2 separate regions of the Mus musculus genome follow, and region 2 is linked to region 1. The links are chromatin contacts, found by Hi-C in ENCODE. All regions are on one chromosome and are shown on one strand. Each heading gives the region's core, a stretch centred on a gene start or an enhancer-like site at or near the end of the contact. The rest is flanking DNA. Distances are from core to core; before and after follow the strand shown. Region 1 overlaps Sema4d (sema domain, immunoglobulin domain (Ig), transmembrane domain (TM) and short cytoplasmic domain, (semaphorin) 4D). Region 2 holds the start of Grk6 (G protein-coupled receptor kinase 6).

What was found. A loop is a pair of places that touch in the nucleus more often than their neighbours do.
Region 2: a map of regulatory T cell shows a loop between it and region 1 (7-fold over the local background). The contact joins the promoter of Grk6 here to the enhancer-like site in region 1. A Hi-C loop is called at or near these places in 2 of 37 maps with a recorded cell type or tissue (T-helper 17 cell and regulatory T cell).

What each region holds. Positions count from the first base shown.
Region 1 is chr13:51,776,471-51,779,102 of GRCm38, forward strand. The region is part of intron 1 of Sema4d (sema domain, immunoglobulin domain (Ig), transmembrane domain (TM) and short cytoplasmic domain, (semaphorin) 4D); the gene reads right to left. Among named protein-coding and RNA genes, the nearest start is that of Sema4d, 16 kb to the right of the region's middle. Within about 2 kb of position 1,308, at least 3 of the 3 ENCODE cell types and tissues checked have a DNase peak (open chromatin) inside an H3K27ac peak, as active enhancers do.
Region 2 is chr13:55,444,026-55,446,657 of GRCm38, forward strand. Grk6 (G protein-coupled receptor kinase 6) reads left to right here and starts at 1,306. Exons shown (of 16, transcript NM_001112711.2): 1 at 1,306-1,535. The coding sequence starts at 1,484.

The sequences.
Region 1 (2,632 bases), core at 58-2,557:
GCTAGCTTCTCAGAACCTTCAGGCAGAAGACAGTTTAGCCACAAACCTCAGCTAACCCCAAGCTACCCAGAAAGACCTGGCTTCCTAAGAAACAGCTAAGTTAAGGTTTGACAGGAAGCCCCAGAGACCAGGAAACAGGGTGTCTAGGGTTTACTGCTGTGAACAGACACCATAACCAAGGCAATTCTTAAAAGGACAGCATTTAATTGGGGCTGACTTACAGGTTCAGAGGTTCAGTTCATTATCATCAAGGCGGGAGCATAGCAGCAACCAGGCAGGCACGATGCAGGAGATGCTGAGAGTTCTACATCTTCATCTGAAGGCTGCTAGCACAATACTGGCTTCCAGGCAGCTAGGATGAGGGTCTTAAAGCCCACACCCACAGTGACACACTTACTTCAACAAGGCCACACCTTCTAATAGAGCCACTCCCTGGGCCGAGCATTTACAAACCATCACACAGAAAACCCTGAGGCCTGCACCCTAAGGCGCCTATGGGTTAGGACAGGCCTTCTAGACCCCAGAGTTCTGTGGCATTGTCTGTGAACCTGACTCGGAAAGGATGCAGAACACAGACTGACTGTAGTCTATGAGCAAAAGCCTGATGCTGAGAGCCACCTGTTCACAGCCCTGGTGAAGAGCCCCAACCCTCTCTACTCTGATAACACTGAGTCCTCCCTGCCAGTCCCCAAGACCAGCTCCTCCCACTCACTGGCTCATTCATTATTATCTAATTACTCTTCCCCCAGCTCAGGCCCAATGGAAAAGGAGGCGGAAGAACCCCTCCTCCGTCAGTCCTGGCACCCTCCCTGCACCTCCCTGTGCTCAGCCTGCTCTCCTGGCAGCTCCTCTCCGAGCTTCTGCAGATGCCAGCACACCAGGCCCTCTGTGTTTCAAAGGGATTATTTATGGTTGGATGAACCATCCAGTATAAAGGTCAGATAAGAGCACGCCAGGGAGCAAGAGGATAACTTCAGCAGCTCACAACAGGAGGAAAGACTGCAACTTACATCAACATTTGCCCTCAGCAAAAGGAAACAGAATAGCCGAGCTCAGTCAGTGGCTCTCTGCTCAATGCCCCCGGTGTGTGTAGCCCTGGCGCCGCTGGTCAGGAAAACGAAGCCCAGTCTGGAGAAGGACAAAAGGATTCCCTTAAAGCAGCAGCAAAGGAGTCACTCATTACCGGAGGCAGTTATTGTCCCCTAAATGTAACACTGGGTGCTGTCCCAGTGAAGTGAACGGTCAGGCAAAGTGTGAGGCTCAGCCTACAAGAGCCCCAGTGGGTGACCCCACCAAGTAGCCAGCCAGCAACCTTCATCCATGCCTTGCTGGCCTGGTGACTTATGGGTATGAACATGGAGCTCTGCCTGCGCCTGGGACAGGCTTCCCGAGCAGGCCAACTCCCTGTTCTTGTCCTCTTGGCCCTACATGACCTAGGCAGGCCATCTACCTGTACCTTAAAGCCTGCCCAGGCCACCATGACTCTGGATCCCTTTGGAGCAGAACGTGACTATGTAGGGAAGTCCCCATGAGCAGAGAGGACAGTCCCCTGGGAGAGGAAATGGCTGGAAATTATCTGGGAACATCCACAGCATCTGGCTGTGACAGCCAGTGTGACTGGGGACGAGACAGCCGAACAGCTGACTCCTGGAGAAACACAGATGACACAATCTGTGACATCATGCTGAATGCCCCTGCATCCTCTATCACTCCAGATAGGCTAGCATTGCCAGAGAACAGCAAGGGTGGATTTTTAGCTCTGAGCCAAGAACAGACTTCTAGAAAATGAGTTTAGCGAGCCTCCTAATGAACAGAGTCTGCTAAATGTAGGGAAGAGTCCAGAGTCCAGAGTGCAGCTTTCCATACATGTGCATGCATATACATATGTGCACATGTGCAAACAGGTGCTCACAGGCATGCACATTTGCATGTACATGCACACACTGGTCTACAAGCATGCACACACGTGTACACACATGGAGGCAGGTATCCACATGCATACACACTGACCGATGCCCAAGCATGTATACTCGTGCTCACAAACAAGCAGGCACAGGAATACCCACCCTACCACAGAAGCCACTTTAGGAGGCTCTACCATTCCCAGGAGACACCCCATATCATGGGGACAGCAAACCTCGCTCAGCAATGCCTGAGGAGCAAAATGCACCCAAGAAAAGCAGTCAGGGAAACAGCAGATTGGACAGACACCCACCAAGAGCCAGCAGATGTGGGGTGCGTGCAACACGCCCTCTGAAGGCTGGGGTGCTGCTGCCCGGCATGACACAGAACCTACGCATCTATAGGAGAGTAGTGAGCAGAAAGAAGGAGCTGCAGAAACCACTACAGCATGAGCAGGAACCTGGGGACATGTGTGTGCGCGTGCGTGCATCAATCAGGAGCAGACACATGTCTGAAAATGGTAGCAAAGTGGGGAAAGTGTCAGAAAAGCAAGCTGTTAATGGCAAGGACCCAGATCAAGGAGGAAGCTCTTAGCTTTCTTTCTCCCTTTTCTAAAACAATAAAAACACCATAAAAATAAAGGAGACGTGACTCAGTGCCTCTAGCTTCCTGTTCACACTGGATCCCACGAGGACTCTGCAGAGACCCCATCAGCGGAGAGAAAAGCTGA
Region 2 (2,632 bases), core at 56-2,555, 3.7 Mb after region 1:
TTTAGTCCTCGCCAAACTTAACTTTAGGCGTGGTGCCGCTTCTTGATTTGCTCAAAAGTCATAGCCTGTGACCACTCTGGTCCTTTAATGACATGGGGCGGGGGGGGGGGGGGCATGCGAGGCACCACAAAGCGTCCTCTCTAGTTCTTTGTTTTAGTAGCATTCATTCTAAAACCACCCATTAATGTGCTCACTTACAGGACAGCTACCACCTTTCTTCCCGCCTAGCACGTAAGCACTGAGAGTTTGGTTTTCTTGCTGTTACCACTATATCCGGCACCTGGCTGGGTGCCTGGGAAAAAAAAGCAGTGGCAGTATATATATATTTTTTTTCAAAAATGAATGAATATGGATCAAAAACATGTAGTTGAATCCGGTTGTTCCTTAATTCCCGAGTTTGGGCAAGCCTCCGTTTCCTGCTGTGCGAAAAGGGGTGGTGATGAGGAAGTGGGGGATTGAACTACACTGTGTTGATGAGATGCAAAATTCGGACCTGTCCCCCCACTCCCGGTCTCCGCGTGCAGCCAGCCACTCAACATCCAGCGCCTCAGGTCCCCACCTGTACAATGGGTGTGAACTCATCCTCAACGACTTGGGGTGGTTGCGCTGCCTTATAAGGCAGCAGAGGCCGAAGGCGCCGGACGGGTGGGAGGGGAGAAATCACAACATCCGGCTGCGGGGGCGGGGTACGGGGGTGCGGGGTGCGGCTGAATTGGAGGCAAGCGCTGCTGGGAAGGCAATAGCTTCCTTCGGTCCTCTGCTAGCTTTGGAAGCGCGCCCTTCTGAAGCAGCTGACCTAAGGGACGACGGCAGGACACCCATTCTAACCAAGCTACCTGATAGCCGGCAGGAGACACAGCGTGTCCCCAACAAAACCCTAGAAATCCCGTCGGCGCACCAGACACACAGCCACGCCCCCATCCTTTCACCCAATCAGATCGCAAAGCTGGATGGTCGACACGTCTTTAATCCAATCAGATGTTGGGTCTTCTGGGCGTGGTTCCCGAGAGGCCCCACCTCCGATTTCTCGGCAGAGGCTCGGCCCTAATTGGCAGCTCGGCATCCTACGAAGGCCTAGAAATTCGAACCTAGGGGCCGAATCCCGTCCGCAGTCCAACCAGAAATCGGCGACGCAACGGGGCCCTCCCCCTCTCCGCAGGGAGCGAGTTCCCGGCTCCGTGGGCGGGGCAAGAGAAAGAGGCTGACCAATAGTAGTCCGGCGCGGGGAGCGTCCGCTCGCCCATTGACTGAGCCAAGTAAACAGAGGGCGGGGCGGGGCGGGCGCCGGTGGACCGGGAGGGGCGCAGAGTACGCGGCGGGCGGCGGCGGCCCGGAGGCCGGTGGGGCCCGGAGGCCGCGGCGCGGTCAGTCGAGCCGAGCCGAGCCGAGCCGAGCCGAGCCGCGCCGATCGCCATCGGCTCCGGCTCTCGTGGGCGGTCCCGGCCGGCGGCGCGGCCTGGCGGGCCGGGCGGCGCTGCAGCCCATGGAGCTCGAGAACATCGTAGCGAACACGGTGCTACTCAAGGCCCGGGAAGGTGAGGCCAGGCAGGCGGGCGGCCAGGCCTGGGCGCGGGGATCGCGGGCGCGCGACCTCCGAGCTCCATGAGGCGTCCGGGCCCCAGTTATCCTCGTGCCCTGGAGTCTGCACCCGGACTCTTAAGCGCAGACATGAGCCCTTCCGGCCCTCCGCTTCTGCCCCCGGAACCCGGGGCCCAGGAGGGGCGGGGGTCGCGCCATGGGCCTCAAGTCGGGTTTGGGGGTGATGAAGAAGAAAGGGAAGGAAGGGAAAAGGTGGAACATGAGCCCCAGAGGAATGCGTGTGAGGCCTCTTCTACGTGAGAGGCAGGAAGGTGCCCCACGTGCCCCAGGCCCAGATGCCCTGAACGGCACAAAGTTGGTAATCGGTAAAGATTAGAGAATGAATGAGCCGAGCCTTTGTATAGACAACCCAACCGACAGGGGGAAACTTCTGGACACACACATTACATGCAGAACCACCACTCACCTGGAGCTTCTGGGCACTAAAAACGGGTGCATGGGTAACGTTTTTGGCATTTAGCAAGCCTTTGACCTACTAGGGCAGATGCACCGGGGAAATAAATGAGAGACGAGCATAACGGGCTATAAGGACTGTAGGGCTAAAAGCCAGTCTGGTCGACTTAGTGTGTGCGCGCACATGGATATGGTGCGGAGTTGCTCTTCCTTGGTTTCACTCCAGATGTTATTTGGCTCTATGGGTCCTAGATGACTAGAGCCAGACAAACGACATAGAGTGACATAATCATTAGATACCTGTAGTGCCCTACTCTGTCCAGGGTGCTGGTGGGCAAACACCAACAAGATTTTTCTTTTTGGAACTCCAGGGAGGGACACAGTGACAGCTTTCCACTTTCTGCTGGGTTTCCATGATGAAGGAACCTTCAGCTTCGCTGTTCTATATCAGTTTACAGGTGTGAAACTGAAGCTCAGATCAGAGATTGTAATTGACCTAGGGTCAGGCAGATACCCAGTAGAGTCTATAGGTAGCTCAGACAAGTCCCCAGTGTGCCGCAGTCCCTGATGTCCTCTGCCTACTTGGTGCATGTCACACCCAGAGAGGTGTTACCTGGAAATGGGATGGGCAGGTTGGATC